Regions from separate parts of the Homo sapiens genome. Here region 1 is linked to region 2. The links are chromatin loops, found by intact Hi-C in ENCODE. Cell type or tissue: gastrocnemius medialis. All regions are shown on one strand. Links, peaks and the distances in the headings refer to the core of each region. The heading gives the core; the rest is flanking DNA.

Region 1 (11,234 bases), core at 1,546-9,545, 89 kb before region 2:
ATCACGAGGTCAGGAGATCGAGACCATCCTGGCTAACATGGTGAAACCCCGTCTCTACTAAAAATACAAAAAATTAGCTGGGCGTGGTGATGGGTGCCTGTAGTCCCAGCTACTCGGGAGGCTGAGGCAGGAGAATGGCGTGAACCCGGGAGGCGGAGCTTGCAGTGAGCAGAGATCCCGCCACTGCACTCCAGCCTGGGCAACCAAGCGAGACTCCATCTCAATAAATAAATAAATAAATACCCTTAATGACAGGCATCATGTTGGAGAAAAAGATTACAATAGGTAAAATTCCACAGAGTACAAATTCAACTGAGAATGGTCCACAGTTCGGGAACAGAAGCAGTAACCACAAACTGGAAATCATTTTACCTATTCTTCTACCTTATAATAATGAGAACATTCTCCCTAGTGTTTTATATCTTATAAAAGCACTTTAACATAATCTTATTTAAATATAATTAAGATTCTTCTGAATCATGAAGGTTTAAAAAAATTTTTCAATTTACTCAAGTTCATCAAATAAAGAGGTCTTCTTGTTTTATTTATTTAAATTAAACTAGCCTGGAAACAGAAACAAACAATTGAAAATTCTCTACCGGAAACTGTCTCCCATTCACAACTGTATCACTTGCTCCTATTTACTGCCTCTAAATAACGCTACCTAGTTTCATTCAATTGAGGATTTGAACAAGGAAAGAGCTGCAACTGTTGTACTACTTCCTGTTGCAGAATTAACCAGTCATTTCCAATCTTCTTCCATTTTAGGATATTTCCCTTCCAAAGTGCTGTCCAAAGAGAGAGCAACTTCTGTTCCACTATTCCTAGACAATTTTCCTAAATCACTTAAACCAATTTTCCTTCATTTACTTAGTTTGCATTCTTCAAAAGCCCATTCTATTTCCTGTACCCCACTCCTCCTTCATGCCCTTACGTACTGTTTTGTTGGGTAAAAATACTCTTATCTTTCTGTAAAGATCAATTATCTAGTCTTAAATAGTTCTTGTGGTTTTTCAAAGGTGCCCTTCATTTGAAGAACCCTTTTGTGCTGCCCCCAAGTCTCGCAGAGATGAAAAAGGCTGTTGTCCTTCTCCTCATTCTGTGTACACCTCCATCTCCCTGTCACCCAAATAAGTGTCAGTTTTTATTAGTCTATAATAAATAACTTCTTATCAGCATCAAATTTCTATTATCACCATTCCTAGTCTCTTGCAGCTTTTTCCTCCATCCTGCCCTCTTCCTTGAAAGTTTGAAATTATTTTAACTAAAAACTATCTTTGACTATTGTTATTTCCCAAACACAAAACAGTTGTTCAAGACTAAACAGCACTGAATCCATGCCCCAGATAGATAGATAGATAGATAGATAGATAGATAGATATACAACTGTTGGTCTTGGGGAAAAAGTCTTAGGAATTAAAAACAAATCACTTTTCTTAACCTTGGGCATTAACAAATAACTGAATTCCAGCTTTAAAAAATTTAAAATATCTCTCTCTACACACACACAGTTCAAGAGAACTAATGCCATATGCTTCAGTGTTTTATCAAACCAACATTCTGTGGGACAGTTTGTTCAGTCTTTGGCTGACAGCACAGCCAGAATTATTCTTCAAGGCTGTTTTTTTTTTTTTTTTTTTTTGAGATGGAGCCTTGCCCTGTCGCCCAGGCTGGAGTGCAGTGGCACGATCTCGGCTCACTGCAGCCTCTGCCCCCCAGGTTCCAGCAATTCTCCTGCCTCAGCCTCCCGAGTAGACTAGCTGGGATTACAGGCGCACGCCACCACTCCTGGCTAATTTTTGTATTTTTAGTAGAAACTTGGTGTCACCATGTTGACCAGGCTGGTATCGAACTCCTGACCTCAGGCGATCCACCCGCCTTGGCCTCCCAAAGTGCTGGGATTACAGGAGTGAGCCACCGCGCCCGGCTAAGGCTGTTAATACCACTTTTTGTATCAGTAAGATCATGGCTGGCTGTCACAAGACTGCTAAGAAACCACAGCCCTTTGGGCAAAGCACAGCCTGTTGGCCTGCCGAGGTCACAGAAACCTCACAGCATAGCACACTGCTGCCTCCTCTGGCTGTTAGAGCAGGACATACCTCTTCGTAATTTTTCGCCTCCACTCCATGCTTCATGTCTAGGATCACGAGTTGGTCAGGTATCCGCCCTGTTCCTGAGAAAGAAATCAAAGGAATCATTGTGTGAAATACTTAAAATTCTGGGAAATTACCCACCCACCCGCCCGCCCTCCCTCTACAGAACCCCTACCCTCTCAATAGAGGGAAACAGCCACAACTCCTCCCCCTGCTCAGTTGCAGAAAATTCCTGGCTCTGGCTAAAATCACAAACATTCCAGACAAAGCCTCTATCTGTGTGGGGTGCCGGAAAGCAACAAGAACATGCTGCTGGCAAACATCTCTGAGCAGGCAAGGACACAAGATACTGCAACTGGTACTACAGAGGAACAGAACAGAAGGGAAACCACACAGGCTTATTGAATTGGGAAATAAAACTCAAAAATCAAAACAGTGTGAAATTGAGTGGCATATAAATCAAGAGATAGTAGGCAACAACTTCGGCTGAAAATGTGTATTTCCACATCTGAAAAGGTTGCCCTGTCAAATTTTGAGGGAAGGCCATGATGAATTAGGATTATTGGATATGTGCTAAGCTTGGATTTACTTAATATAAATCTGAGTACTGAAAAGAACATAAGTTTTATCTAATATTCCACTTTAATTCAAACATTTTGATCAATGTATGGCCTAGTTCAGTAGGAGTACAATGTCATAGAGCTATTCCCACTAAGCCCTTAAAAGAGTTACAACAGCTCAAGGAAAAAAAAAAAACAACTTTAAGTGTTCAAATCTCAGGGATGCTTCTTATAATAGAGTTCATGTTAGAAGAGTCAATCTGATTCAGCTGGATCAAAGAAGCATTCTAATCTTAAATCATCAAGTAGGAGAAAGGAAAAGACCCAAGGAGCCCCAGAAAACTGTTCAGCCCCAATCCCCTGGAATTCACCTAGTTATAAAATTTACAACTGCCTGCATGAAATTAGAAGTTGTGGGAAACAGTGCCACTGAAGCACTGGGGTTCCTGAAACCATAAGCCACACTGAATGGTACTGTACCCTCTGATGCCTGAGAGACACTGGAAGTTTTCTGAAATGAACTGAAGTCAATTCAATAACTACTCATTGAAAACTCACTAAGTACTAAAACTGTGCTGGAGATTTTAAAGAGATATGCTACGGCTTCGATGTGCCCCTCTCAAAGTTCATGTGTTGGAAACTTAATCCCCAATGCAACAGTGTTGAGAGGTAAAACCTTTAATTTTATTTATTTAATTAAAAAAAATTTTTTGAGACAGGTTCTTACTCTTGTCTTCCAAGCTGGAGTGCAGTGGCACGCACCATCATGGCTCACTGTAGCCTCGAACTCCTGGGCTCAAGCAATCCTCCCACTTCAGTCTTTCAAGTAGCTGGGACTACAGGCGTGAGCCACCACACCCAGGTAATTTTTGTATTTTTTGTAGAGACAGGGTCTCGCTATACTGTCCAGGCTGATCTGGAACTCCTGGGCTCAAGCGATCCTCCTGCCTCAGCCTCCCAAAGTGCTGGGATTATAGGCATGAGCCACTGTGCCTGGCGGAGAAGTAGGACCTTTAAGAATTGACTAGGTCATGGGGCTCTGCCCTCATCAATAGATTTAATGTCATTATCATAGAAGTAGGTTTGTTATAAAAGTGAGTTCAGCCCCTTCTTGCTCTCCTGTGCATTCTCTTGCCATGTGATACCTTCTGCCATGTTATTGTGACACAGCAAAAAGGCCCTCACCAGATGTGGCCCCTTGATCTTGGACTTTCCAGACTCCAGAACCATGAACCAAACAAATTTCTACTGTTTATACCCACTCTGCGATGTTCTGTTATAGCAGCACAAAATGGACTAAGCCAGGATACAATCCCTGCCTTCAAATAATTCAATTGGGATCTAAGACATATACACAAAACAACTATGGTGAAAATGCAAAGCACTGTAAAAGTTTAAGCCAAAGGAACTGGTTCAGACAATTCCAATATGGAGCAAAGGGAAGAGGAGAGAAGATTGTAGTTGTGGACAGACTTCACTAAAAAGGGAACACCTAAAGGCAGGACTTAGGCAAAGTACTCTAGGCAGACGGCAAAGCATGAGCAAAGGCTCAGATATTAAAATCGGAGTATGGCATGCTTGAAAGACAGTAAAGAACTTCTTTTGGGATGGGCACGGTGGCTCATGCCTGTAATCCCAGCACTTTGGGAGGCCAAGGCAGGTGGATCTCTTGAGGTTCGAGTTCGAGACCAGCTTGGCCAACATGATGAAACCCGTCTCTACTAAAAATACACAAATTAGCCAGGCGCAGTGGTGCGTGCCTGTAGTTCCAGCTACTCCGGAGGCTGAGGCATGAGAATCACTTGAACCCGGTAAAGTTGCAGTGAGCCAAGATCGCACCACTGCACTCCAGCCTGGGTGACAGAGCAAGACTCTTGTTTCACACACACACAAAAAAAGGACTTCTTTTGGATAGACTGGAAAGATTAACTCGAAAGCAAGAGAAATATAAATAAGACTGCACAGGGTAAGACTGAGAACAAAGTAAGACAAGTCACATGTGTCTTCTGAGCATGAAAACAACAAGTCTTCAAACAAAACAAAACAAAATGTGGCACCCAGAGTGTTCTGTTCTCCCAAATCCAATGTGTAATCCTGATTACGACATTGTCCATGGAAGATGTACTTCCTCATTGAAAAAGTTGTGAAACTTAAGCAGTTCACAGCCCCACCTGGTCCAAATGATCAGGATATCTTCTTTCTTACAAGGTCTTCCAACTACCTCCCTGATTGTCACAGCACAGTACAGTCATGCACTACATGAAGACAGTTCAGTCGAGGACAGACTGCATATATGAAGGTGGTCCCATAAGATTATTATAATACTGTATTTTTACTATATCTTTTCTATGTTTAGATACACAAATAGCATTGTGTTCTAACTGCCTACAGTATTCAGTACAGTCACATGCTTTACAGCTTTGTAGCCTAGGAGCAGTAGTAGGCTATACCATATAGCCGAGGTGGGTAGTAGGCTATAACATCTAGGTTTGTGTAAGTACACTTAATATTTGCACAACGAAATCACCTAACCACCATTTCTCAGAATGGTCGAGTCCAGACTATACAGTCTCTTGCATAGAACTGTCAGCCTATCCTCTTAGCTGACATCATAGCCCTAAAGAGTCTCCTTTGTAAAAGGACCCTTCATAATTTTTCTCTCTGCATTTGCCTGGCAAACAGACAATCCTTTTTGTTTGTTTTGAGACAGAGTCTCGCTCTGTCACCCAGGCTGCAGTGCAGTGGTACGATCTTGGCTCACTGCAATCTCTGCCTCCTGGGTTCAAACAATTCTCCTGCCTCAGCCTCCCGAGTAGCTGGGATTACAGGCATGTGCCACCACCACATCTGGCTAATTTTTGTATTTTTAGTAGAGATGGGGTTTCGCCATGTTGGCCAGGCTGGTCTCAAACTCCTGGCCTCAGGTGATCCGCCCGCCTCGGCCTCCCAACTGCTGGGATTACAAGCGTGAGTCACTGCGCCCGGCCAGTTTTTTTTGTTGTTGTTGTTGTTTATTTTTTTGAGATGGAGTCTCACTCTGTCACCCAGGCTGGAGTGCAGTGACACAATCTTGCTCACTGCAACCTCCACCTCCTGGGTTTAAGTGATTCTCCTGCCTCAGCCTCCTGAGCAGCTAGGGTTACAGGCACGAGCCACCATGCCCAGCTAATTTTGTATTTTTAGTAGAGACAGGGTTTCACCATGTTGGCCAGGCTGGTCTCAAACTCCTAACCTTCAGTGATCTGCCTGCCTTGGCCTCCCAAAGTGCTGGGATTACAGGCATGAGCCACCATGCCCAGCCTTTTTTTTAAGACTTCACTTTGTTAGAGCAGTTTTAGGTTCACAACAAAACTGAGAGGAAGGCACAAAGATTTCCCATATCCCCCTTCCTCTTACATATGCATAGCCTCCCCCATTATCACCATTTCCCACCAGAGTGGTACATTCATTACAAATGATGAACCTACATGGACACATCACTATCTACCAAAGTCCACAGTTTACATTAGGATTCACTCTTGGTGTACATTCCAAATGTAATGTTCGGACAACCATATAATGACATGTATCCACTATTACAGTATCATACAGAATATTTTTACTGCCCTAAAAATTCTCTCTGTTCCACCTATTCAATCTTTTATTCCATGTAGTCGACCTTTTAAAAGGTGCTCCAAAGACTACAAGGTAACAGGTCTCCAAATCAGAATAAATAAAGAATACAAATGAAACTAGATATTAAGTGCTGACTGTATTAAGGAGCATTAGAGTTGGAGAAGATTCTTAATCCAGAGAAACACTCTTGATTACTCACCCTTGCTCTCAAAACACACTTCAAACATGTCATAATCTTCAGTGGTAAAGGCAAATTTCCCCTTGGTTGCATCCTCTTTGGAGTAGAGAATATGGCCAGCAGAATCTGTGATCTAAAATAAGAAAAGTAGTAAGAATAGGCAGCAAATAACACTCAGGAAGAGAACTTACAGAAACTGGGAAGATAGAGACACTATCTATGAAAGACAATTGATAGTTCTCATTATGATGACTATGTTCCAACCATCCCCAAAGACAAAAACTGGATTAGAAGATTAAATCCAAATACAGCAAATTTCATCCATTCAAATAGCCTAATCACACTGTGGGCTAAAATCTGTTGCTGCTATAGGATGTCTTACCATACCAAAAAGTTAATCTAGCTAATGCTCCAAGTTACATACATTGGATTTATTGGCAAAAACTCACTAGTATCATTCCGCATAGAGGAACATGTCACAAAAATGAAAGTAGACAATTATCAAAAGATTATACAAGAGGGACAAAGATATATAAAAACACATTTATTCTATAAAACAAATTTGATGGGGAAGGGGTGTGGGTGGAGAATAAAATTAGGACACACAATACAAGGACAGCAGGAAGAAAAGCATACATAGAGAAGACAATCCAGGAGATCTATTCCTGCAAATTTCATGTTAATTATGTCAACGGCCAGGTAGAGTGGGAACAAAACACAGGAAACAAAAAAGAAGTTTCTGGCCAGGCATGGTGGCTCACGCCTGTAATCCCAAACTTTGGAACGCCAAGGCAGGAGGATCACTTGAGCTCAAGAGTTCAAGACCTGGCTGGGCGCGGTGGCTCACGCCTGTAATCCCAGCACTTTGGGAGGCCGAGGCGGATGGATCACGAGGTCAAGAGATCAAGACCATCCTGGCCAACCAACATGGAGAAACCTCGTCTCTACTAAAAATACCAAAATCAGCTGGGCGCAGTGGCATATGCCTGTAGTCCCAGCTACTCAGGAGGCTGAGGCAGGAGAATCGCTTGAACCTGGGAGGCGGAGGTTGCAGTGAGCCAAGATTGCGCCACTGCACTCCAGCCCAGATGACAGAGTGAGATTCTGTCTCAAAAAAAAAGTGTTCAAGACCAACATGGCGAAACCTCATCTCTACAAAAAATACAAAAATTAGCCAGGCATGGTGGTGCGCACCTATAGTCCCAGGTACTGGGAAGCTTGCCGTGTCACTGCAGCCTGGGTGACAGAGCAAGACTCTGTCTCAAAAAAACAAAAACAAAAACAAAAAGGAGAGAAATTTATCCTAAAAAAAAAAAGGTATCTTTGGCTTCCATAAATGATTATTCCTTTCTTCTAGATCCTTAGCTTTAGCTCTTCAGACTTAAGCTGCTCTATTACCAAAGAATGGCCTATCAGCACAGAATAAAGGGCATATACTGCTAAGTAAACAGCCACATACAAAGCAAGGGAATTCCATGGTAATTTAACAGACTGGATCTTAGCCTTCATTTCTAGAGCACGTGGCTGTCTTAGTAGAAAGCATATTTCATCACTTAAGACTGGAAGCTACTTTGCAATGTGGAACACAAAAGTAGTGGCTTAATTACATTAAACTGGATGTTCTAATGCTATTTGTTAAAACATAATTCTTTTAAGGGGAAATTTTAAGCAGGAAAATTAAGTAGCACACATTTAAGCTTATATATTTAAAAGTACTTTATAACAGTAGTTATTTCTGAGGGGTGAGACTTTCTATTTTTTTTTCCCTTTTTTTTTTTGAAATGGAGTCTCACTCTGTCCCCAGGCTGGAGTGCAGTGGCGTGATCTCGGCTCTCTGCAACCTCCGCCTCCCGGGTTCAGGTGATTCTCCTGCCTCAGCCTCCCGAGTAGCTGGAACTACAGGCACCCACGACCATGCCCAGCTAATTTTTTTGTATTTTTAGTAAAGACAGGGTTTCCCTGTGTTGGCCAGGATGGTCTCGATCTCCTGACCTCATAATCCAACCCGCCTCGGCTTCCCAAAGTGCTGGGGTTACAGGCGTGAGCCACCACACCCGGCCTTTTTTGAAAATGACATGTAGCCGGGCGTGGTAGCTCTGCCAGGTGCAGTGGCTCACGCACCTGTAATCCCAGCACTTTGGGAGGCCGAGGCAGGTGGATCACCTGAGGTCAGGAGTTTGAGACCAGCCTGGCCAACATGGTGAAACCCCGTCTTTACTAAAAATACAAAAAAAAAAAAAAATTAGCCAGGAGTGGTATTGGGCGCCTGTAATCCCAGCTACTTTGGAGGCTGAGGCAGGATAATCGCTTGAACCCGGGAGGCAGAAGTTGCGGTGAGCCGAGACTGTGCCACTGCACTCCAGCCTGGGCAACACAGCGAGACTCTGTCTCAAAAAAAAAAAAAAAAAAAAAAAAAAAAAGGCATGTATCACTGGATCACTTATATTCAAAAATAATAATAAAGTTATTTTATTTTGGAAAAAATTGATAATAACTAAAGAAAAGTTATCACTACTAGATAAATTTGAAATGACAGATTAACTAAAAAAAGTTTTATGGCACATCTTCTAAATTCCCTAATAAACAGTAGTATTAGTCAACTGTCTTCTGCCATCCAGCACCATTTGCTAATTTGTCAAACTTTTAAATTTATTTTTATTTATTTATTTTTGAGACAGAGTCTCGCTCTGTCACCCAGGCTGGAGTGCAGTGATGCGATCTCGGCTTACTGCAACCTCTGCCTCCCGGGTTCAAGCGATTCTCCTGCCCCAGCCTCCCAAGTGGCTGGGATTACAGGCACATGCCACCACACCCGGCTAATTTTTTGTATTTTTGGTAGAGACGGGGTTTCACCGTGTTAGCCAGGATGGTCTTGATCTCCTGACCTCGTGATCCACCTGCCTTGGCCTCTGAAAGTGCTGGGATTACAAGTGTAAGCCATCTCACCTGGCCCTTTTTTTTTTTTTGAGACAGAGTCTCGCTGTGTCACTCAGGTTGTAGGGCAGTGGCGCAATCCCGGCTCACTGCAACCTCCGCCTTCCGGATTCAAGTGATTCTCCTGCCTCAGCCTCCCAAGTAGCTGGGACTACAGGCATGCACCCCCAAGCCCGGCTAATTTTTATGTTTTTAGTAGAGATGGGGTTTCACCATGTTGGCCAGGCTGGTCTCCAACTCCTGACCTCAAGTGATCCGCCTGCCTTGGCTTTTCCAAACTGCTGGGATTACAGGTGTGAGCCACCACGCCCGGCCTAATTTATCAAACATTTAAGATACCTAGACCTGTGCTGGTCACTGGGATACAAGTATGAGTAAGATAGTTCCTGTCTTCAAAGGGCTTATGAGTCTAAATGAGGAGAGGAGAGTGATAAGAAATGATATGCCTTCATAGTGGTTTTGGTTTGCATTTCCCTGATGGTTAGTGATACTGGGGAACTTTTAATGTATTTGTTAGACATTTGTATGGGGTGATGAAATATGTTAATTAGCTTGATTGTGGTATTCACTTCACAATGTGTATGTATAACAAAACATCACATTATATATCTTGAATATAAACAATTTTTATTTGCCAATTATACCTCAATAAAGCTAACAGAGAGAGAGCGCTTCACTGCAATGTGCAAGGCATGCTACCAGAGGTATGCACAAGTGCCATGGGATTATGGAGGGTCAGGGAGTGTATCTAGGAGGGGGTAGCACATGAGCTGAGTCCTAAAGGATGAATTTCAATCAAGGGAAAGAGGGGTAAAGAAGTTCAGGGTAGAAGAGACAGCAAATATGAAGGCCTGGGTCCAGAAAAACATAAAACAAAAATATGGCATTATCATATTACTAATAGCTAGTATTTACTGAATACTTACTAAGTGTCAAATAATGTGTTGCTGCTTTATAAGCATTTTAAATTTAATCCTCACTATAACCCTACTGGCAAGAATTATTTCCCCCGTGTTCCATGGGAGGAAACTGAGGCCCAGAGAGGTTAAGTGCCTGGAGAGGTACTGGCCCAATCATGTAGAACTAGAATAGCATGCTAAGGAGTTTAAGCTTCATTTAGTACAAAGTGGAAGGGCAATAAGGAATTTGAAACAGAATGATGTGAGTCAATGACAATTCAGAAAGATGACGCTACCAGTACTATGAAGACAGACTATAGAGAGAGAACCCTAGAGATAAGGAGGTGGGTTGGGACACTATTCCAGTACTCCAGGTAAGAAAGGAGAAGGGCCTTCAGTATAGAGAGAAGGTGACAGATTTTATTTAATTAAAATAATTTTAAATTTTATTTAATTTTATTAAGGTTTATTAAATTGTATTTAATTAAATAATTTTATGTAATTACAAAAAAGTTTAGTAACCCATGAACTGAAGAGTTTGAGGGATTTTAAGGAGGTAGAGTCTACAGGACAAAACCAAAAAGTAAATGCCCACAGAGATCAAGTGAGAAACATACTGAGTCTACTGGACCAGCACAAGCCATACACAGCAAACTAGAAAAGATGGCCTGTGTTATAGGAAAAGCCAATGACTGCCATGGCACTCCAGGTTTTCAGATCATCCAGTTTTTCAAGAGAAGGTAGACATTTTAACTTTCATTTGAAATCTCTTAATTTTTAAATCTTTACAACCAATCCCAACATTTGAAAAACTATCTCAGGCCGGGCACGGTGGCTCACACCTGTAATCCCAGCACTTTGGGAGGCCGAGGTGGGTGGATCATGAGGTCAAGAGATCGAGACCATCCTACCCCGTCTCTACTAAAAATACAAAAATTAGTTGGGCATGGTGATG
Region 2 (11,234 bases), core at 1,660-9,659:
GCTTGAACCCGGGAAGCGGAGGTTGCAGTGAGCAGAGATTGTGCCACTGCACTTCAGCCTGGGTGACAGGGAGAGATTCCATCTCAAAAAAACAGAAAAAAAAAAAAGAAAGAAAGAGAAAGTCAAGAACAAAGTTTCTTCATGAACAAAGGGCATGAAGAAACCTGTTCAGTAGCAGCGGGGCTGTTCAGTGGGGCCAATGTTCAGTGGGGATAGTGAGACCAGAGGTTGAAAGCCGGTAGAGAGTACAGAAAAGGTGGACAGAATACTAAGACAAAGTACCGTGTACTTTCAATAAGCTCTTGGTCTCAACTCTTGGTGACTGTACAAGGTAGGCCAAAGACAAAAACTGTCCAACGACAGAAATTTCACTTTGAAGTTCCCTCCACTCCATTTCTCCACCCCCTTCCTTCCTATCTCCTTTAGCAAAGTCCTTTCCTCAGAGATCTCCCCCACCCCACCCGCCACAGCCCCACAGCCCTGTCGGTCTAGCAGGGTGAGTAGCCGCACTGTCTCTGAACCCTTACGCCTGGACTTTGAAGGGGGAACAGATTCTTGCTTACTGAGTCAGCCTCGGCTGCTTCCTTTTTGTGCTTGAAGAAGCCAAAGAGTGAGCAGATTGGAGAGGACTAAAAGAAGCCAGAGATGCTGGTCAATTGACACAAAAATAAAGAGCTAAGGGAGAGGTTGAGAGAGGGAGAGCAATATCTATGGGTGTCTGGAATTTTTAAAGGGCTCAGAGGAGGAGGGGGCCGGGCGTGGTGGCTCACGCCTGTTATCCGAGCACTTTGGGAGGCCAAGGTGGGCAAATCACGAGGTCAGGAGTTTGAGAGCAGCCTGACCAACATGGTGCAACCCCGTCTCTACTAAAAATACAAAATTTAGCCGGGTGTGGTTGTGTGCCTGTAATCCCAGCTACTCAGGAGGCTGAGGCAGGAGAATCGCTTGAACCCGGGAGGCAGAGGTTGCAGTGAGCCAAGACCGCACCACTGCACTCCAGCCTGGCGACAGAGCAAGACTCTGTCTCAAAAAAAAAAAAATAATAAAATAAAATAAAATAAAAATACAAAAATTAGCTGGGTGTGGTGGCACGCACCTGTAGTCCGAGCTACTTGGGAGGCTGAGGCAGGAGAATTGCTTGAACCTGGGAAGTGGAGGTTGCAGTGGGCTGAGATCACACCACTGCACTCCAGCCTGGGTGACAGAGCAAGATTCCGTCTCAAAAAAAAAAAAAAAAGACTTGGAGGAGGGAAAGGGGAAGTTCAGAGTGTGGCTTTGCTTGCTGTCAGATCCTTTTTGTTGCTTTTCTCAATATTTAAATAAAAATGGGAATTATTTTAAAAATTATTTTATTTTATTTTATTTTGAGACGGAGTTTCGCTCTTGTTGCCCAGGATTGAGTGCAGTGGCTCGATTTTGGCTCGCTGCAACCTCTGCCTCCTGGGTTCAAGTGATTCTCCTTCCTCAGCCCCCCGAGGAGCTGGCATTACAGGCATGTGTTACCACGCCCAGGTAATTTTTTGTATTTTTAGTGGAGACGGGGTTTCGCCATGTTGGCCAGGATGGTCTGAAACTCCTGACCTTAGGGTAATCCACCCATCTTGAACTCCCAAAATGCTGGGATTACAAGTGTGAGCTACCACACCCGGCCATTAAAAATTAGATTATTGTGTGTGTGTGTGTGTGCTCTCGCATGCGTGTGTATATTGTTTTGTTTTGTGAAAATGATACTGCACAGATCCTGGGCTATATGGGAATCCAGGATTTATTTGGGTTACCTTAAAAGGAAAAGGATAAATTATGGATACCTCCATGTGAAATAGTTGAATATATTACCACTCACTAAGGTGTTTTTTTTCTTCTTAAATTTTTTTATTTTTTATTTATTTTTTTTGAGATGGAGGCTTGCACTGTCACCAGGCTGCAGTGCAGTGGCGCGATCTCGGCTCACTGCAACCTCTGACTCTCTGGATCAAGTGATTTTCCTGCCTCAGCCTCTGGAGTAGCTGAGATTACAGGCGTGTGCCACCATGCCTGGCTAATTTTTGTATCTTTAGTAGAGATAGGGTTTCATCATGTTGGCCAGGCTGATCTCGATCTCCTGACCTCGTGATCCACCTGCCTCAGCCTCCCAAAGTGCTGGAATTACTGGCGTGAGCCACTGCGCCCAGCCCCCCACATTTTTTTTTTTTTTTTTGAGACAAGGTCTCACTGTGTCACCTAGCCAGGAGTGCAGTGGCACAGTCACTGCTCACTGCAGCCTCAACCTCCTGGGCTCAAGCGACCCTCCCGCCTCAGCCTCCCGAGTAGCTGGCCAGTAACTGCGCCTGGCCAAAACTTTTTTAGAGAGGCCGTCTCGCTCTGTCACCCAGTGGGCTGGGGTGCAGTAGTATGATTGTAGCTCACTGTAACCTTGAACTCTTGGGCTCAAGCAATCCTCCCACCTCAGTCTCCCAAATAGCTAGGACTATATGCACGCGCCACCATGGCCAGCTTCTAAAGTATTTACTTAAAAGGGAAGTCCAAGAACATAAACTTCCCAAAATTAATGTATAATAGTAGAATTTCAGAGGTCATAGTGTGGGATGACGGCTCTTTCCTAAAAACAAAACAAAACACAATCTTGTCTCATTCCATCTAGTTTGTACCTATTTATCTGGTCTCTGGTTCCTGGGGTCAGCCATGCTTCCTCCCTTGAAATTTGTATCATATCTGGTACAAAATGACTAACCTTTAACTGTGCATCTTTTGGGGGAAAAAATCATTCTGCCCTGTTTTCCCTCAAGCAGAAAAAGAACAAATCACCTGCTGCCTCGGCAGGACAGGATTTCTGCCAATCCCACCTGTAAGCAGCGTTCATGGCTTCCAGACAAAGTGGGGGCCCGGGGCCTGCAGAACAGTCGGCCACATTCACCAGCCTGTCTCTCCTCTGGACCTCTTGGCACAAGCTTTTACTCTCCAGACTGTGTGTGTTTGGTTGAATTGAAATAAACACAGCAGGATTTTGTTTTAGTTTGTTGTTTGTTTTGCAGAACGAGGTCTTAGAGGAAGGACTTCCCAGCCAAACTTGACCCCACACAGGCCAGAGAGAAGCGGTAGGGAGGGCGGCGAGAAGGAACTATGAAGTAAAATGGGGACTGGTGTGGGGACTGACTTCCTCCCCCAAAAACCTGGAACATTCTTCTCAAAGCCCCATGCCGCCAAACTTCCCAGCCATTCCCTTGAAATGTTCTCAGAGCAGGGCTCCACATGGCTCACATGTACACCCGTGCGTGTGTGTACCACACACACACACACACACACACACACACACACAGAGTTCTGTCTGGTAACAGATTGGGTCTGAAAAATCTGGCAGTCTGCGTGGCCGATGGCAGAGTGTCGAGCCTGTTCTCACTGTCTCCCTGGAGTCCCTGTGCAGACGCAGGTGCACGTCAGCGCCTGCTCTAATTTTATCCCTGGTTGATGGAGGAGACTAACTGAGCAGCAGGGAGGCTGCTATTTTGGGTCTCTCCATGGCTCTGGGTTATATAAAGCCTATTGCTGTGACCTGCATTGCTTTGAGGCTGTGCCTCACTGTCTTGCGTCCTCTGTCACAATATGTCATCAGTTCAGACATTCACACACACACACCCCCGGGTCTCTGGAAAATGAGAAAGGAGGTGTGTGCTGGAGGAGTGTGTGTGTGTGTGTGTGTGTGTGTGTGTGTGTGTGTGTGTGTTCCTGCCAGCTCCCTGAGGAATGAGGCCTACGTATGCTACTGGGAGGGATATTGTACGTGAAGGAGGTCTGTTCTTGAAGGAAATGGAAAGATCTTTCTGATGGAGGCACGTGAGGGTATGTGCTTTGGGCTTTAGCACAGAATGTGTTTGTAAGCTGAGGTTGTGGGTCTGCTGTTGGCATGGCAATAAGAATAACTTCTATTTCAGTAACTCTTTTCATTTGATGGAACCCAGGGGTTGCATAAATTACAAACGGCTCTGCCTTTGAACGACAGGAATTTTTCATCTGGAATTAGGAGTAGCAGCTACATGAACAAATGTGAGAGTGAGAATTTAGAGATGGGCTGATGACAGAAGATGGCATTTCCTACATCACTGAGGAAAATTTTCACCTGGAAATGTTGCCTTTCTGATTAAAAAAACAAAACAAAACAAAACTTGTTTCCTGCTATTGTGATTATCGTGTATTGTGTTAAGATATGTGTTTTCTGACCAGGCATGGTTACCCACACCTGTAATCCCAGCATGTTGGGAACCTGAGGTAGGAGAATTGCATGAGCCCAGGAGTTTGACACCAGCCTGGGCAACATAGTGAGACCCCTGTCTCTTAAAAAAAAAAAGATATGTGTTTTCTATAGTTAATCATATATGATATCTAAATTATCTTTGTATCTCCCCATATTGAGTGTGAGTATTTAAGGTATAAATTTTGATAGGTGAACATACAACAGAATCCTAATATAACACAGCTCATTATTGTATGAATTTGAAAGTACTAGGTTTCTCAAAATATAAATTATTCACAGGGAACAAGCCTAACATATCTCAGTGAGCTTATCAGACAGATATTCATCCTGTCCCCCCAATACCAGCAGGGAAGACATGTTCCGTACTTGTTGAGCTACGTGTCTCCCAGGTATAATCTCCCAGGGTATATTCTGGCTAACATGATGGAGCCCATAAGGCATCACCATGGGAATGAGGACTTGGCATGGACACCTCTTGGCTCGTGGAGACTGCCAGAATGTGAGGCCTGCGGCTGGGGCTCATCTTGCTGATTTGGGCTTCCCGTCACTGGCAGCTCCCACAGCAGGTGGCGTTCCCATAACTAGCAACTTCACTGAGCCACTATTTCTTAGCTGTTCTTTGAAAGACGTTGAAGACCCCTCTCTTCCACTGGCCAAAGCACTTCTAAGGGATTTTGGAGAGAAAAACTTGGGAGCTTTCCATGAAGAAAACAGAAGAATCTGGCAGCCGTTTCCATAGGGCTGAACAGGCACCTTAGAGAATTCCAGTGAAGAGGGCAGCTAAGGGAAGAAGGAAACAGAAACGGACTAGAATCAAAGTCAGGGCTCCTAGGGGCTGGATGGGGAAATGAAGCTAGGAATGGGGAAGGTATAGATGAATCACTGCGTCGCTTATTAATAATTAATTTAGGCAGAATCTTGCTACTCATGTCCTCCCCCCACCATGGCTGGGGGCAGGAGCTCACCATTCTGGCTCTTTAGTGGTCTGCTTGTTGCCTTCCAATGCCACTCCATCATGCTGTCTGTGTCCTTTCTAAAACACAAATCCTGTGATCCCACTGGGTAAGCCTGTTCCATGGCCCTTCATTTCTCTCTCTGGAGAAAACCTAAATGTTTTACCAGGTAGACAAGGCCCTCTGCAACCTGGGACCTGCTTATTTCTCTGGCTCAGCTCAAACTGCAATCCTCTCAACCCTTCACACCAGCCCTCTCCTCCTTCCACTCCTTGGCACATTTTTTTTTTTTTTTGGATACAATGTCTCACTCTGTCACCCAGGCTGGGATGCAGTGCGTGATCTCGACTCACTGTAGCCTCGACTTCCGGGGTTCAAGGGATCCTCCCATCCTCCCACTTTAGCTTCCCCAGTAGCTGGGACCACAGGCATGTGCCACCACGCCTGGCTAATTTTTCCACTTTTTTTTTTTTGTAGAGATGGGGTTTTGCCATATTGCCCAGGCAGGTCTTTAACTCCTGGGCTCAAGTGATCCATGCGTCTCACCCTCCCAAATTGCTGGGATTATGGGCATGAGCTACGGTATCCTGTCCTTGGCACCTTAAAGCTAAATGTGCTGAACTCTCCCATCCTCTGTGTGTTAGCATGCACCATTCCATCTGCCTAGAATGCCCTTCCTGTCACTTTTTTTCCCCTGAAAAATTCCAAAGCTTCTTTCAGGCCTCAACTCAAGCAGGATGTGTTAACTCCTCCACACCTGGATCAGGTCCCTTTCTACTCCATCTTTGCTCACCCTTGCTGCAGTGCTTGAATGCTCTGCAATCTTTCCTGGGGTTCTACAAGACAAGACTGCATTTCATTTTTTTTTTTTGTATTTTTAGTAGAGATGGGGTTTTGTCATGTTGGCCAGGCTGGTCTCAAACTCCTGACCTCAAGTGATCCCTTGCCTCAGCCTCCCAAAGTGCTGGGATTACAGGCATGAGCCACCCGCCCAGCCAAGACTGCATTTCCTTACTGGGCCTACTGCTCAGCCTGCCCAATAAGTTTTTGCCGAATGAATGAATAGGGGAAGAAGCCACATTTTTGAACTAAAGCTTTCTCAAATGTTGTGAGGGATAGGGTTTGTGGGAAATGACAGTGACATTGAAGAGGAAAGGCCAGGTCCTGGGAAGTCTGACCATGAGTAAAACCAGTGGGCCTGCAGTTGTCTGTCTCCAAAGCCTCAAACAGAAGGGCAGAGAATAGACCTGGCCTGTCCTGCCCACAGTTGTATCATGCAGGTAGCACTGTTGAGGATGGAACCATTAGTATGGTACCCATCTCACCATGGTGATCAGCCACCATGGATCAGCATCTTTCCAGCGGTTTTCCCACCATCTATGGCGGGGCCTGCCTTTTCCGCACTCCCATGCCACCACGCATCTGTGGGATAAGAGTAGAGAATTTTTATATGGACCTCCGTGTCCTTCCTGGAAGACAACATGCCTCCATCTATGTCTCCCGCTTGGTCAAGAAACTGCCAAGAAACTGCCAAGCCAGCTGTGATTCTACGAAGACCATCAGAACCTTGCAGCTCCATCCCACGGGCGGGTTGCCCTCTCTGCCCAGGCCACACCCTGGGTGAGGCTGGCCTTAGGGATCTGGGCACAGGAGAGGATTCAACAGGCTGAATGCCTAATACTTGACTGAATTAAACCGAGCCACCTTGGGTCAGGGAATTCAGCTCAGCAATTCTGGTGGTAGCTGACATCAGTATCTTTGAGGAAGTGGAGATAGGATTAAAAGAGACCTCATGCTATAAATCAGGTTCAAATGCATGGAGAGAGACTAATTAAATCCCTGATACTGCCTATATACACAAAGCAATTTTTTACAAGACAGTTAATCACCACTTAATTCATCTGTTTTAATATTTACATCTTCATTTATTAGGCTTTATTAAAGTAGGACCTAGCTTTCCTTTTTTTTTGAGACGGAGTCTCGCTCTGTCGCCCAGGCTGGAGTTCAGTGGCACCATCGGCTCACTGCAAGCTCCGCCTCCCAGGTTCACGCCATTCTCCTACCTCAGCCTCCCGAGTAGCTGGAACTACAGGCGCCTGCCACCACACCCAGCTAATTTTTTTGTATTTTTAGTAGAGACGGGGTTTCACTGTGTTAGCCAGGATGGTCTCAATCTCCTGGCCTCGTGATCCACCTGCCTTGGCCTCCCAAAGTGCTGGGATTACAGGCGTGAACCACCGCGCGTCGTCGGACCTAGCTTTTCTATACTCTGAAGGCATCACTGCCCAAAATATTTTCATTTAATACTGTGTCAAAAACTGCCTACTTATCTTCCAAAGACAGATCTGTGTGTGTGTGTGTGTGTGTGTGTGTGTACATGGACTGTTGTCCTAAGTCCTTTGTCTCCTCTTCTCAGAGTCTGCCCCATGATAACAGAATAATAATGATGTTATTCCAGAATAAACTTGCAATGTGGGGGCTCCGAGTGGTGGCTCATACCTGTAATCCCAGCACTTTGGGAGGCCGAAGTGGGTGGATCACACTTGAGGCTGGGAGTTCCAGACCAGCCTGGCAAACATGGTGAAACCCTGTCTCTACTAATGGTACAAAAACAAAAATTAGCCAGGCATTGTGGTGCATGCTTGTAATCCTTAAGAGGCTGAGGCATGGGAATTGCTTGAACCTGGGAGGCAGAGGTTGCAGTGAGCTGAGATTGAGCCACTGCACTCCAACCTGGGTGGCAGAGCAAGACTCTATCTCAATCAATCAATAAACAAACTTGCAGTGGGAAAGGTGGGTACATAACGGGCATTTTTTTGGGAAACTTTCAGAATTTTATTTTATTTATTTTATTTTTTTTGAGTCTCGCTCTATCGCCCAGGCTGGAGTGCAGTGGTGCGATCTTGGCACACTGCAACCTCTGCCTCCCGGCTTCAAGCGATTCTCCTGCCTCAGCCTCTCGAGTAGCTGGGACTACAGGCGCCTGCCACCACGCTTGGCTAACTTTTGTATTTTTAGTAGAGACGGGGTTTCACCATGTTGGCCAGGCTGGTCTCGAACTCCTGGCCTGAAATGATCCGCCCGCCTTGGCATCCCAAAGTGCTGGGATTACAGGCGTGAGCCACTGTGCCTGGCCAGCTTTCAGAATTTTAGACAGTGCCTTCTTAGGCTCATGAATCCTGACAGATAGCCCGCTGTGACAGAGAGGGAGATGGAGAAAGCCTGTGTGAACAGGAGCCTGCGGGACTAGAGAGGAAAGGAAGATGGCTGTTGGCACACTTGCAATTTTAGAACAGCTGCAGTGGTTACAGTAGCTCCCCCTGAATGCGATGACGCTGGGCCACTTAGGGGAAAGGGAGAGAAGATTCTGCAGCCAATGACACGGAGGAGGGAGCACTCGCTATACTCAGTGGGTGGGTATTAAAGGGATTATGTGTATTAGGCAGTATTACCAGAAAGGCATGTGCTTTAACTGCCAAGAAACTAATAATGAATTGGAATGCCTTCCAGGGATGAGAACAAGTTAAAACAATATATTCTGTGCTCAACATGTACAATATTTCAAAATCAGTAGCACATTTGGCTTTACGGGACATGATGAGGGAGAAATTACAGAAGATCTCATATCATCATTTAATTTGGTCTCTTTTTAAAAGTCACATAACAGGACTCTCCATAGTAAAGGTACTAGCTAATATTTATTGAATGTTGACTGTATGCTTATTACTCATTTAAAGGTTCTATATCCAGGCTGGGTGTGGTGGCTCATGCCTGTAATCCCAGCACTTTGGGAAGCTGAGACGGGTGGATCACTTCAGGTCAGGAGTTCGAGACCAACCTGGCTAATACGGCGAAACTCCGTCTCTACTTAAAATACAAAAAGTAGCCAGGCATGTTGGCATGTGCCTGTAGTCCCAGCTATTTGGGAGGCTGAGGTATGAGAATCACTTGAACCCAGGAGGCAGAGGTTGCAGTAAGCTGAGATCACACCACTGCACTCCAGCCTGGGCAACAGGGCGAGACTCGGTCTCAAAAAAAAAAAAAAACGTTCTATATCCATCAACTCAGATAACCCCCACAACTTTATGAGGTAGGTACTCTTACTAGCCCCATTTCACAGATGGGAAAATAAAGCCACAGAGAGATTAAGTAACATGCCAAGACCACACAGCTAGTACATGTCACAGCTAGGATGATTTGAACCTAGGTTGGCTGACTCTAGATCCCAAACTTATTATTTATTTATTTATTGAGACAGAATTTCACTCGTTGCCCAAGCTGGAGTGCAATGGTGCGATCTCAGCTCACCACAACCTCTGCCTCCCGGGTTCAAGCGATTCTCCTTCCTCAGCCTCCCGAGTAGCTGGGATTACAGGCACCCGCCATCACACCCAGCTAATTTTTGTATTTTTAGTAGAGACGGGGCTTCACCATCTTGGCCAGGCTGGTCTTGAACTCATGACCTTGTGATCCACCCACCTCGGCCTCCCAAAGTGCTGGGATTACCTAGATCCCAAACTTATAACCACCATTCTATACCACCTTTATGATGGACCAGATGCCTTTTTTTTTTTTTTAAGACAGAGTCTTGCTCTGTTGCCCAGGCTGGAGTGCAGTGGCGTGATCTCTGCTCACTGCAACCTCCGCCTCCTGAGTTCAAGTAATTCTCCCTCCTCAGCCTCCCGAGTAGCTGGGACCACAGGCACGTGCCACCATGCCTGGCTAATTTTTGTATTTTTAGTAGAGATGGGGTTTTACCATGTTGGCCAGGCTGGTCTCAAACTCCTGGCCTCAAGCGATCCACCCACCTCGGCCTCCCAAAGTGCTAGGATTATAAGCGTGAGCCACCATGCTTGGCCCAGATGCCCTTTTAAAACTGTCTACTGATGGTATGCAAGATATTTGTTTTACTTCAATGCGTAAGAATGAGAAACTGTGGAAATCCTGTTTGAACATCAGCATGACGTCATTAATAATAAATGCTCATGAATCCAGGTCAGTTGTGTTCACCTTTAGGGCTTAGGAACCTCTCCACAGAGGACCCAGCATGAGTCTCATTTCTTGATGCCCTGCACCAAAGTGATTTTCAACAAGTAGTCTCTTTATCTATTCACTCAATAAATGTTTCTTGAGCACTCTCTCTGTGCCAACCATGCCAAACACACTGTACTAGGCTCTGGAAATATACTTGGGTCTAAGGCATAGTCTCTGCCCTCAAAGGGCATGTAACACATGGACATCTCTCAACCAATGACCAATAGGTTAAAAGCTCAATATCCTAAGGCTGATGCCCACCTCTTTTCCATTTGTCACCTGCTTCAGACATGAGGGTTATTACTATTTGCTGGAGGCCTAGGGAAGCTCAACTCCGAAATGAATGGGCTGCCATCCTGAAAGTCATCTGTATCCAGGAAAGTTTTCCTAGCCAAGAGCTCCACGTTCTTAACGGGAAAGTGACATTGAGTGGTGTCAAAGATGATAGTCAGTTAAAATAGATGATTATGAACAGAATGTGTAACATGAACTCACTGTGGTTTAAATATGTGTATGTGTATATTTATGACTAAACATCTAATTGTAGGCAGTGTAGTGGTTCTAGAGTCAGATTATTTGGATTTTATTAGCTTTGCAACTTTAACATTTCTATCCCACACATTCAGTGTGAAAACACATGTAAAGTACTTACAGTGATGCCTGGAACACAGTAAGCCCTTTATAAACATTAGTGATTATTCTCATCAATATTATTACTCCCCAAAGCTACCTCTAAAAAGTGGCTCCAGGGATGAAGGTGGAGAAGACTTTACCTTTTTATTAGTGTTACTTACTTCTTGATTATTGGAATTTTAAAAACATGTATTACTTTTATAATTAAAAAACAACAAACCTTGAGTAGGAGTATCCAGTGCAGAAAAATAAAAACAAACTAAACTGGCCGGGCATGGTAGCATGAGTTTGTAATCCCAGCTACTCGGGAGGCTGAGGCAGGAGAATCACTTGAACCTGGGAGGCAGGGGTTGCAGTGAGCCGAG

What was found. A loop is a pair of places that touch in the nucleus more often than their neighbours do. Peaks named below come from ENCODE experiments on the same cell type or tissue, not always from the same donor. Only the 100,000 strongest peaks of a DNase experiment are listed, where the experiment ranks them.
Region 1: it touches region 2 in a loop (7-fold over the local background); 8 of 110 quality-filtered maps call a loop at or near these places.

What each region holds. Positions count from the first base shown.
Region 1 is chr14:75,145,565-75,156,798 of GRCh38, forward strand. It overlaps TMED10 (transmembrane p24 trafficking protein 10), which reads right to left. Exons shown (of 5, transcript NM_006827.6): 2 at 6,468-6,579; 3 at 2,100-2,173. Among named protein-coding and RNA genes, the nearest start is that of NEK9, 24 kb to the left of the region's middle. RefSeq lists silencers at 1,902-2,196, 2,142-2,436 and an enhancer at 6,800-7,464. In gastrocnemius medialis, for the core only: a CTCF peak has its summit at 2,008; DNase peaks (open chromatin) are centred at 2,047, 2,387, 4,407, 4,827 and 1 weaker place; H3K27ac peaks cover 7,514 bases.
Region 2 is chr14:75,234,161-75,245,394 of GRCh38, forward strand. No RefSeq gene overlaps it. Among named protein-coding and RNA genes, the nearest start is that of FOS, 39 kb to the right of the region's middle. RefSeq lists an enhancer at 2,510-4,190. In gastrocnemius medialis, for the core only: CTCF peaks have their summits at 4,785 (motif pointing right) and 4,991; DNase peaks (open chromatin) are centred at 2,401, 3,491, 4,771 and 8,521; H3K27ac peaks cover 6,632 bases.